2 separate regions of the Homo sapiens genome follow, and region 1 is linked to region 2. A link is an interaction called in ENCODE POLR2A ChIA-PET data of the cell type or tissue named here. Cell type or tissue: K562. All regions are shown on one strand. Each heading gives the region's core, and the rest is flanking DNA. Links, peaks and the distances in the headings are about the cores only. Region 1 overlaps NR6A1 (nuclear receptor subfamily 6 group A member 1). Region 2 overlaps ADGRD2 (adhesion G protein-coupled receptor D2).

Region 1 (5,366 bases), core at 283-5,282, 64 kb before region 2:
TCAAGACCAGCCTAGGCAACATGGCAAGACTCTGTCTTTTTTTGTTGTTGTCGTTGTTAATTAAATACTTTTTTTTTTAAAAAAAGAGATGGAGTCTTGCTATGTTGCCCAGGCTTGTCTCAAATTCCTAGCCTTAAGTGATCCTTCCACCTCAGCCTCCCAAGTAGCTGAAACTGTAGGTGCACACCACTGTGGCTGGCTTAGGTTTTTTTTTTTTTTTTAATTAGTTGACAGAGTGGTTAGCTTTCTCCAAGAAAGGAAAGGAAGGCAAAAATCTACCTTTGTCTTCATATTTAATTAAAGCTTTTATCCCATTCAGGTGCCCCTTCGTTTGTTCTTTCCTTGGACTATTTAGGGGGTTGTTGCCACATGCCGGGTTCCTTGCTAGATGCTGGATTTGTTTTGTGGCCTAGCCAGGACTTAGCCTGTCTGTGCCTTAGTTTTCCTAGCAGTATTATAATATAAATACCTACTTTGTCATCATAGTCTACAAGTATCTGTTAAAAAACTGTCCAGACATGGCACCTATACAAAGAATTCATTCAACCAATATTTATTCATTACCTACTCTGCCATGCACTGAGTGTCCAGTGGCGACCCCAACATTCATATACCCATAGAGTCTTTGTCTTACAGATGGGAATCTAGTAGGAGAGACATGAATTTAACTATTAATTATGCCCCCTGGCTTGATGAAGACACATACCTCATGTTCAAAGAATACCTAAAGTCACCTTCTGGCTCACTTCCTTTGAGTAATTACTAGACTTGCCATGGCTCTGTTTGACGCAAGACTTTTCTCTCCAGTAGGTCTGTGGAACTGAATGGATTCATGGCCTTCAGGGAACAGTACATGGGAATGTCTGTGCCTCCACATTACCAATATATACCGCACCTTTTTAGCTATTCTGGCCACTCACCACTTCTGCCCCAACAAGCTCGCAGCCTGGATCCCCAGTCATACAGTCTGATTCACCAGCTGTTATCAGCCGAGGACCTGGAACCATTGGGCACGCCCATGTTGATTGAAGATGGGTGAGTGAGCTCCGCCCTTCTTGGCCCCTTGCAGTCTCAAAGTGTCCCTACCCCACACCCACTCGCGTCCCTGGCTCCTATACCCGTGGCTTCAGAATGAGTTGGGGGGATAATGACTCAAGTGTCAGGGGACAAATCTGTGCTTATCTTTGAAACCAGTGATCCCTTATTTTTTCCTTAAGCATCCTTTCTCATAGAGTTGAGGTTACTTTCCAGTTCCTATGGAATTGAGATAGAAGGGCCTTTGATTCTGCTTGGGCCTAGGTAAGCCAGGTGCTGGGATGGGTCAGAGCACTTCCATGCTAGAGATGAGCAGTAATTCTGGGAATAGTTATATATCGGATATAGGCTCCTTCACAAAGCCCTGGCTGGTTGTAGCCTGTCTGCACCCCTCACCAGCATCCCCATGGCTAGCCTGGTGGCATGTGACCACTTTAAGTGCAGGCTTGAGTGGGTAGAAGGAGTATTCTTTCAGTCTTTAGTCACTTCTACCTGAGGAGATAACAGTTCAGCCTTCGGGCCTACCCATTGCTGCATCCATTACTCCTTTGGCCTAGAGCATAAACGATTTGAGTGTTATCAAGCTTAGACCTCCCAGGAAGGTATCCTGAGATTTCTTAAGCTAGTCTCCAGTTTCAGAAGAGGAGATTAAAATATCTACCCACAAGGAGGTCACACAAACCCTTTGTAAATCTAGATGTAGGAAGCCGGGCGTGGTGGCTCATGCCTGTAATCCCAGCACTTTGGAAGGCCTAGGTGGGCGGATCACCAGGTCACGAGTTCCAGACGAGCTGGCCAACATGGTGAAACCCCGTGTGTACTAAAAATACAAAAATTAGCTGGGTGTGGTGGCACACGCCTGTAATCGCAGCTACTCAGTAAGCTGAGGCAGGAGAATTGCTTGAACCCAGGAGGTGGAGGTTGCAGCGAGCTGAGGTTGCGGTGAGCCGAGATTGCGCCACTGCACTCCAGCTCTGGGTGACAGAGTGAGACTCCGTCTCAAAAAAAAAAAAAAAAAAAATTTAGATGTGGGAGTGTGAGGAAAAGTCTTGGCAAGGGGCCTTGAGAGGAAGAAAGCTGAAACTCTTGGGTCTGTGAGTCTGTGGTCTCAAAGCCGGCTTTTATTCCAGTTTTAGCTTAAAGGAAAGGCTGAGCAATGCTGGTTCCTGAACTCACCACCAGGGGGTGGAGTGAGAGCAGAAAAATCTTCTGAACTTGTTCTCTTTCCTTCAGTGGTCTGGACGCGAGGCTTATTTTTGTGCCAGTTCCTTTGTTAGGTGGGCATCAGATCCACCCCATTAGAGTTCCATTGCCAGAACTTGAACAGGAGTGACTTGGATTTTCTCTAAGACATGGAACATTAGAGAACACCAACAATAAAAGTCATATTCCCTGACAATTGGACACATTTCTTTTTTTTTTTTTTTTAGACAGAGTCTTGCTCTGTCACCCAGGCTGAAGTGCATTAGCGCAATCTCAGCTCACTGCAATCTCCGCCTCTCAGGTTCAAGTGATTCTTCTGCCTCTGCCTCAGCCTCCCGAGTAGCTGGGATTACAGGCATGTGCTACCACGCCCGGCTAATTTTTGTATTTTTAGTAGAGATGGGGTTTCACCATGTTGGCCAGGCTGGTCTCGAACTCCTGAACTCAAGTGGCCTCCAAGTGCTGGGATTACAGTCATGAGCCATTGCACCCAGCCAATTGCACACATTTCTAAGTCTCCTTTCCCCTTAGCAGCCTTTCCTCACCAGACCCGCCTCTCCAGCCCTGAACTTGCTGCTGGCCTCAGCCTTCCCCCTTTATCAGAAAATCACACTGAATGGAACTGGAGACCCGTGGGCATGGAGCAAGGAGCCCATTGCCAGGGTCCCTTTGTGCCCTTGGGACTACCTTCTCTCTGTACCCTTATCCTCACCCTCTGACCAATGGAAGTGACTTTCCCCTGTCCCTGCCCCTCAGATACGCTGTGACACAGGCAGAACTATTTGCCCTGCTTTGCCGCCTGGCCGACGAGCTGCTCTTTAGGCAGATTGCCTGGATCAAGAAACTGCCTTTCTTCTGCGAGCTCTCAATCAAGGATTACACGTGCCTCTTGAGCTCTACGTGGCAGGAGCTAATCCTGCTGTCTTCCCTCACCGTTTACAGCAAGCAGATCTTTGGGGAACTGGCTGATGTCACTGCCAAGTACTCGCCCTCCGATGAAGAACTACACAGGTGAGGCCTCCTGGCTGGGGAGGAAATACCAAACAACCAAACAATTGTCATCCCTGTAAGGCAGAGTTGCCTGGCCCTTCAGAGGATAGGCACTACACCTCATAGGCCTGGATTTGAATCCTCACTCTGCCACTGACTAGATTTGTGACCTTGGCCAAGTCTCTGATCCTCAGGTTCTGAACTGGTAAAATGGGGTGATAACACAATTTCCCCAGTAAGATGGTTGTTAGGAATACATTTTATGCATTCAAGCTTAGCAGAATGCTAAGCTGTAATTTTTTTTAAATTAATTTATTTTTTGAGACAGAGTCTCATTCTGTCGCCCAGGCTGGAATGTAGTGGCGCAGTCTTGGCTCACTGCAACTCTTGCCTCCCGGGTTCAAGTGATTCTCCTGCCTCAGCCTCCCAAGTAGTTGGGATTACAGGTGCCTGCCACCACACCTGGCTAATTTTTGTATTTTTAGTAGAGACGAGGTTTCACCATGTTGGCGAGACTGGTCTCAAACTGTTGACCTCAAGTGATCTACCCGTCTCAGCCTCTCAAAGTGCTGGGATTACAGGTGTGAGCCACTGCACCCAGCTGATCTTTATTATACTTGGATTACTGAGATAACGCATCCAGGAAAAATAAAAATATAAATTCTGCCTACAAGGCAAGAGAGGCTCTGAACTGGAGTTTACAATCCAAGAAAGAGACCTAGGGGTCATTTTGGTGCCTATAGTGTGCCAGGCATTAGGCTAGATTTTTTTTTTTGAGACGGTGTCTGGCTCTGTCACCCAGGCTGGAGTGCAGTGGTGCAATCTTGGCTCACTGCAAGCTCCGCCTCCCGGTTTCATGCCATTCCCCTGCCTCAGCCACCCAAGTAGCTGGGACTATAGGGGCCCGCCACCACGCCCGGCTAATTTTTTGTATATTTAGTAGAGATGGGGTTTCACCGTGTTAGCCAGGATAGTCTCGGCCTCCCGACCTCATGATCCGCCTGCCTTCCAAAGTGCTGGGATTACAGGCGTGAGCCACTGCGCCCGGTCTAGACTAGATATTTTTAATTGTCTTCTTTCTTTCTCGCAGCCTCCAGCCTTATAGGTGGTGTTGTGCCTATTTTATAGATGAGAAAACTGAAATTCAGAGAGACTTTCCCATAAGGGTTTGGGATTTGAATCCAGAGCCTTAGATTTGAGCATATGCCTGCCTGCCTGAAAAGCTTAGGTTCTTTGACTCCGTCTGAGATGTGGTGAGATGTTGAAAGGATAGGACTAAAAGACTGAGCTATTCTCTTTGTCATTTTCTGGCATAAAATTTTATCCCAGCTGTCCAGTATCCTTAAAACCTCCCTGTCCAGAGTGGGTTGTCTCCCTGCTGTTCTGGGGCCTGTCCAAGCACACTTTTTACTCATTTACTCTGCAGACCTGGAGCACAGGGTGACCATATTTTCTGACCCCTAAAATCAAGACAGATGATCTGCTGAGATGACTTTCTGCCTTGTTAATCCATATGAAAAGTCTTATAGCCAGGCACGTGGCTCATGCCTGTAATCCCAGCACTTTGAGAGGCCGAGGCAGGTGGATCACCTGAGGTTGGGAGTTCGAGACCAGCCTGACTGACATGGAGAACCCCTGTCTCTACTAAAAATACAAAAATTAGCCAGGTGTGGTGGCGCATGCCTGTAATCCCAGGTACTTGGGAGGCTGAGGCAGGAGAATCGCTTGAACCTGGTAGGTGGAAGTTGCAGTGAGCTGAGATTGTGCCATTGCACTCCAGCCTGGGCGACAAGAGCGAAACTCCGTCTCAAAAAAAAAAAAAAAAAGTCTTATAATGCTTAGTTTGTATTTAAATAGACATTTCAATAAATGACCTTTATTGGCCAATTCAAAATACTGGAAGTCATGGGATTCCAGGGCACCAAGAAGGAGAAAAGAAAAGGTGCCCCTGGCCGGGTGCGGTGGCTCACCCCTGTAATCCCATCACTTTGAGAGGCTGAGGCAGGCAGATCACGAGGTCAGGAGATTGAGACCATCCTGGCTAACATGGTGAAACCCCGTCTCTACTAAAAATACAAAAATTAGCCGGGCATGGTGGCGGGCGCCTGTAGTCCCAGCTGCTTGGGAGGCTGAGACAG
Region 2 (5,366 bases), core at 104-5,103:
CTCCTACCCCATCCCCCACAGCCTGGCCTTGCCTGGGGTCCCGGCGCCTCCCAGTGGCAGAGACACTTGCAGAGATACCCAGAGACAGGCTGATGGGCACGAAGTCGGCCCTGCCCTCGTGCCCGCCTGCGGAGGAGTAGCTGTGGCATTTAGCAGGCCAGGGGACCAGAAGGGGCTTTGCCCAGTGCAACCCCAGCCTTCAGCTTCTGCTCACCAGGCAGCCTCTGACTCCAGTCCTCTGTGCCCCACGCTGGGCCTGTCCCATCCTCACCGCCTCGCCATGCTATGTGGTGGGGTTGGGAGGGGCACACCTTCCTGAGGCTCCAAGGCCAAGTCAGGTCCTGGGACAACAGCCCTGTGAGTGCCTTCTCACTGTGCCTCTAGCTGAGTGGCCTTCACCTCCCTGAGCCTCTGTCTTTTCATCTGGAAAGGGGAGATGAGGCCGGGACTTGGGTTCTGAGGGGATGGGAGGTGCTGCCTGTGAGGGACTCACACCGTGGCTGGGGAGGAGCTGGCTCTCTCTCCCCACACCGTGGGACCAAGAGGGCCTCACCACCCTCCCTGCACCATCACATTTGGTCTCTCACTTGACCCTAACAGCAGGTCTGTGGTGGGGGTGGATTCATTCTCCCCATTTGATGGAGAGGGACCAGGAGCTGTGGGTGGGGGGCAGAGGAATGGATCCTAAGCTCCAGTGTGGCCCAGCCCTGAGGCTGTCCTGGGATCCCTCCTAGGCAGTGTCACAGGCAGCTGCTTCTGTGCTGCGGCCCAGGCGGGAGGACACAGGTGGGGGCCTGGAATTCCTTGGGGCCTTCCAGCCTCCCAGGGCTGAAAGCTGGAGTCCAAGAGCCTGACTGGTCCCCCTGGTGTCCAGGCACCAACTGAGATGATACCACCACCCCCATTCTCCAAGACAGACCCCAAAGCCTCCCAGGTCTCCAGGCCCAGCCTGATCTTTCTCTGTAGCCTCTGCACTGCCTTCTCCATCCCATTTCCTTCTACCCACTCCTTACCACCCAAAGGCATCTTTCCAAATGCGAACCCAAGAACACCAGCACCTGCCTGACGCCCTGCATGGCTCCCAACTACCCCTGGGACAAAATCTGAGCTCTTTTTTTTTTTTTTTTTTTTTTGAGACAGAGTTTTCACTCTTATTGCCCAGGCTGGAGTGCAATGGCACAATTTCGGCTCACTGCAACCTCCAACTCCTGGGTTCAAGCGATTCTCCTTCCTCAGCCTCCCAAGTAGCTGGGACTACAGGCATGTGCCACCACACCCAGCTAATTTTTTGTATTTAGTAGAGACAGGGTTTCACCATATTGGTCAGGCTGGTCTCGAACTCCTGACCTTAGGTAATCCACCCGCCTCGGCCTCCCAAAGTGCTGGGATTACAGGCGTGAGCCACCACACCTGGCCAAGTCTGAGCTCTTTACAACAGCTTTGAGGACCCCACTCTGTCTGCCCCCCACACTCCCTCCTGCCCCATTTCTCGCCAGCCTTACCCCTCATGTCTCCCCACCATTTGACCCCACCATGCCCCCTCCCCTGGTTTAAAACATTCTTTTCCGCCTCTCCATACAGCCGTCAGGTCTTGGCTGAGAGTGACCCTCTCCAGGTGGCCCATTCTGCCTCCGATGAGTTGTTCCTCTGTCCCCACACTGCCTTGACCAAGGCCCCTTGTCTCTCGGCCTCAGTCATGACACACTGTGGTTGTGTGGCTTTGATGTCTGTCTCTCCCTCAGGCTGAGAATGTCACAGAATTCTTTGGCCCTGGGCATCTCCATGTCCCCCAGCGTGCAGGCCAGCCCTGGCATGGGGAGGTGCTAGGGGAGTGCGTGTTGAACAACTGAACAAAACAAATGAGCTCACACTCGTGGGGCTCCTAGCACGTGCCAGGGATTGTGCGTAGCCTTGGCAAATGTTACGTCAGCTGAACTCCACGATGATCCCATGAGGAGGGTGGGAATCTGATCCCCTTTGGTTAGACGTAGAAACGGAGGCCTGGTGCCACTTCTCCAGGCCTCACAACAAGGCTCTGTCCACCAGGGCAAGTGTGAGCTACGGCTGGTTATAGAAGTGAGGCTTTGCTCTCCCTTGACACAACCCGGCACAGTGGCCAGAAGGACACAAATTACTCCTAGAGAGTGAATGAGGTTGGGCAGAGTCTCATCCCTGAGTCCCAGGCCTCCTCCCTGGTCACTTGGTCACCCTCCTAAAAGTGGGATGTACCTAGCTTATGCCCAAGACTGACGGAGAGTGAGAGAGGGACAGGGATGGAGGTGGAGTGTGAGGGGAAAACACAGAGAGACCTTGGTGGACACAGAGAGACAGGGAGAGACCAAAGGAGAGGTGAAGGGAAAGGCCGGGCCTGGGGAGAGGGACTGACTGAGAGAACAGGGCTCTGAGCCTAAGAGGGTCATGTGACTGTCAGCGGCGGGGCCCAGACCCCACTCCTGCCTTTTGAGCTCCTGCCTAAGGCAGCCTCTCCTTGCCTTCACCGGGTGACCGTCCCAAGGGTAATCTGAGGCTGCTTTAGGCAGAGACAAGAGAGTGTCATGCACAGGGAGATGGAGAGGCAGAGATAAAAAGACTGGTGTCAGAGGGCTGGGTGCGGTGGCTCATGCCTGTAATCCCAGCACTTTGGGAGGCCGAGGCGGGAGGATCACTTGAGGTTAGGAGTTCAAGACCAACCTGGGCAACATGGTGAGACCCCCGTCTCCACTAAAAATAAGAAAATTATCCAGGCGTGGTGGCAGGTGCCTGTAATCCCAGCTACTCAGGAGGCTGAGGCAGGAGAATCGCTTGAACCTGGGAGTCAGAGGTTACAGTGAGCCAAGATCATGCCACTGCACTCCAGCCTGGGCGACAGAGCGAGACTCCATCTCCAAAAAACAAAACAAAACAAAACAAAACAAAAACAAAAACAAAACAAAAACAAAAAACAAACAAAAAACAAACAAACAAACAAACAAAAAAACAAACCAGTGTCAGAGAGACTGAGGAGAGAAGTGGAGAAACATGAAGACATGCCCAGGAAGAGCCAGGTGGGGTCAGTGCCAGAAAAAACATCCATGGCCAGAGGGTGAGAAGGGCACAGGGAGAGGGGGACAGTGACAGAGGGGGAGCCTGAGAGACAGAACCAGAGAAGATTCAGAGATGAAGATTGGGACAGAGAGGAAAGAATGAGAACTGAAGGGAGGGATCTGAGACGGTGCGACGGTGGCATTGCCCCATGGCTGACGGTGGCATTGCCCCATGGCTGACGGTGGCATTGCCCCATGGCTGTGTCTCTGCCCACCCGAGGGGCACAGGTGAGGATGGAGAGCATCAGGAATCCAACCCCCTATGATGTGGAGAGGGGCACCTGGCAAAGAGCTGGAGGAATCGCCATGGCAACAAGATGCCACCACCTGCCCCACCGTGTGACAGGTGGAGAAGCCTCGCCAGGGGCCCAGCCAGACTGAACCCAGCCATGAAGCCCTGGGGGGCGTGGGGCTTGGAAGAGGGCTTCCTGCCTCGTCCCCTCACTGAACACTTCATTTCTTCATCGTGGCCATGGTCTGCCTGCTCTACCAAGGGCAGCTCCACAAATACAGGGGCTTTTTGCTGCCTCTTCTGCTGCTGCGGCCTGGCACCCAGCACAGTGCCTGGCACACACTGGGCGAGCCATGAAGAGCACATGGATGAATGAGTAACTGGGTCCAAGCATGCTCCCAGGGACCAGCCAGGACCCATCTGTGGTCATAGCTGGATGCCCTGTGGCTGAGAACGCAGACTCTGGAGTGGTGCCCCCGCTGCTGCTGCCTCCTGGGGGGCCTTGGGCAAGTGACCTCATGAGGTCTCAGTTTCCCCACTTACAAGGCTTATTGGGAGATACAAATAGGAGCCTGGCCTGGGGCTCAGAGGGAGCACCCAGGCACTGTGAGTGGCTGTTACCACCTTGGCTCTCCTTCTTCAAGGAAAAGATGGAGGGTCCCCAGCTTGGAGGACACATGGACCCTGGGTGGAGTTCGCACCTGACTTCCTGAGCCTGGCACAGTCCAGCCTGGGCCCTTGCCCACCCACCTTTTGGCCCTGAGAGGGACCCGGGCTGGGCAAGCAGGGAGCAGGAGGTGCAGGTGACAGGGAGAGGTGCCTGGGGGGTGGTCCAGGGAGGTCGAGGGAAAACGAGGGGCCAGGAAGGGCCTCCCTGACTCCCAGCACCCAGCCCCCTGGCTGTCACTTCAGTTAATGTTCTGGCCCCCCACAGACCTGCCAATCCCCCGAGAGGGACCTAGTTGGCCCTCTCCCTGTGGTTCTAGCACACAGGCCCCAAGAGACCCGGGAAGCCCGGGCCCTTTCCTGTGGCCTCATGAACTGGCCTCCTCACCAAACCCTCTTCTAAACTGCTATCCCAGCAGGCCGCAGACCCCAAGGGGGAGGTGACTGATGCCCTGTGTCCCCTCCCCAGCTTTCTGGCAAGAACTAAGTGGCTCTGGCACTGGCCAAGGGGCTGGAATTTCTGCCGGACCCTGAGTGTCCAAGCACAGTGAGCCTTAACACCCTCTTTCTGGGTCTCAGCCTTCCCAGCTGGCAGAGGGGCCCCGTGAGCCTCCTGCACGAACCGCTGGTTGATTGGAGGTTGCCTGTTCCCACTGCCACCCTCAAAACCCCTTCTTAGATAGGATGTCCCAGTTGCTGTTGAATGTCTCCCATGATGGAGAGCTCACCCTCCCAGGCCCTGACACCCTAGTCGTCCCCTCTGAGCTTTCGTGCATGTCAGGGCCTAGTCCCAGAAGGTTGGGGCTGGAGGTACCTGGATGGAGTTGAGGCCCACGGCAGCGTAGGCCCAGGCGGGGCTCAGGTGCACCAGGATGCCTGCCAGCCAGGTCAGGCCTAGGACGGGCAGCAGGACCAGCACGGGCTTCACCGTGGCCCTGTAGGAGGGCAGGCAGGGCTGACGGGGGTTGGGAGGCCTGGGGAGCTCCCCGCAGGGCTCCAGGGAGAGCAGCACCTGTACGTGCCTGGAGCGGGGTGGGAGCTGAGGGCCGGGACCATGGCTCAGCAGGACTTAGAGGGAGCCAGAACCTTTGACTGGACTTTGTTGCCCCCCCTGTTCTCAGAGACAGAGGTGGCATGAAGTAGGGTAGCGGCACTTGGGAGATGGGGTCCCAGCCCCCAACCTGGCTGGAAGGAATGGGGTGGTAGTTGTCCAGAGTGGGGGCTGAGGCCTGAGCAGTGGGACCAGCAGGGATGGGGTTAGAAGGACTCCCTTCTCCCTCTCCAAGGGCCCTGGGGTTCCCTGGCTTTTCAGGGACCCCCTCCCAGCTTAGGCTGGCCTGTGCTTGGTGGAGGATGGGTGGGGAAGGGGAAAGCCAGCAAGGAGG

What was found. Peaks named below come from ENCODE experiments on the same cell type or tissue, not always from the same donor. Only the 100,000 strongest peaks of a DNase experiment are listed, where the experiment ranks them.
Region 1: POLR2A ChIA-PET joins it to region 2 with 5 read pairs; 3 of 35 experiments call an interaction of 5 or more read pairs at or near these places.

The regions. Positions count from the first base shown.
Region 1 is chr9:124,533,761-124,539,126 of GRCh38, reverse strand. It overlaps NR6A1 (nuclear receptor subfamily 6 group A member 1), which reads left to right. Exons shown (of 10, transcript NM_033334.4): 6 at 808-1,035; 7 at 2,995-3,249. Among named protein-coding and RNA genes, the nearest start is that of NR5A1, 29 kb to the right of the region's middle. RefSeq lists an enhancer at 2,914-3,414. In K562, for the core only: a CTCF peak has its summit at 2,211 (motif pointing right); a DNase peak (open chromatin) is centred at 2,216.
Region 2 is chr9:124,470,044-124,475,409 of GRCh38, reverse strand. It overlaps ADGRD2 (adhesion G protein-coupled receptor D2), which reads right to left. Exons shown (of 25, transcript NM_001395425.1): 20 at 4,796-4,916. Among named protein-coding and RNA genes, the nearest start is that of ADGRD2, 22 kb to the right of the region's middle. In K562, for the core only: no CTCF peak of the experiment used is centred there; a DNase peak (open chromatin) is centred at 2,509; H3K27me3 peaks cover 863 bases.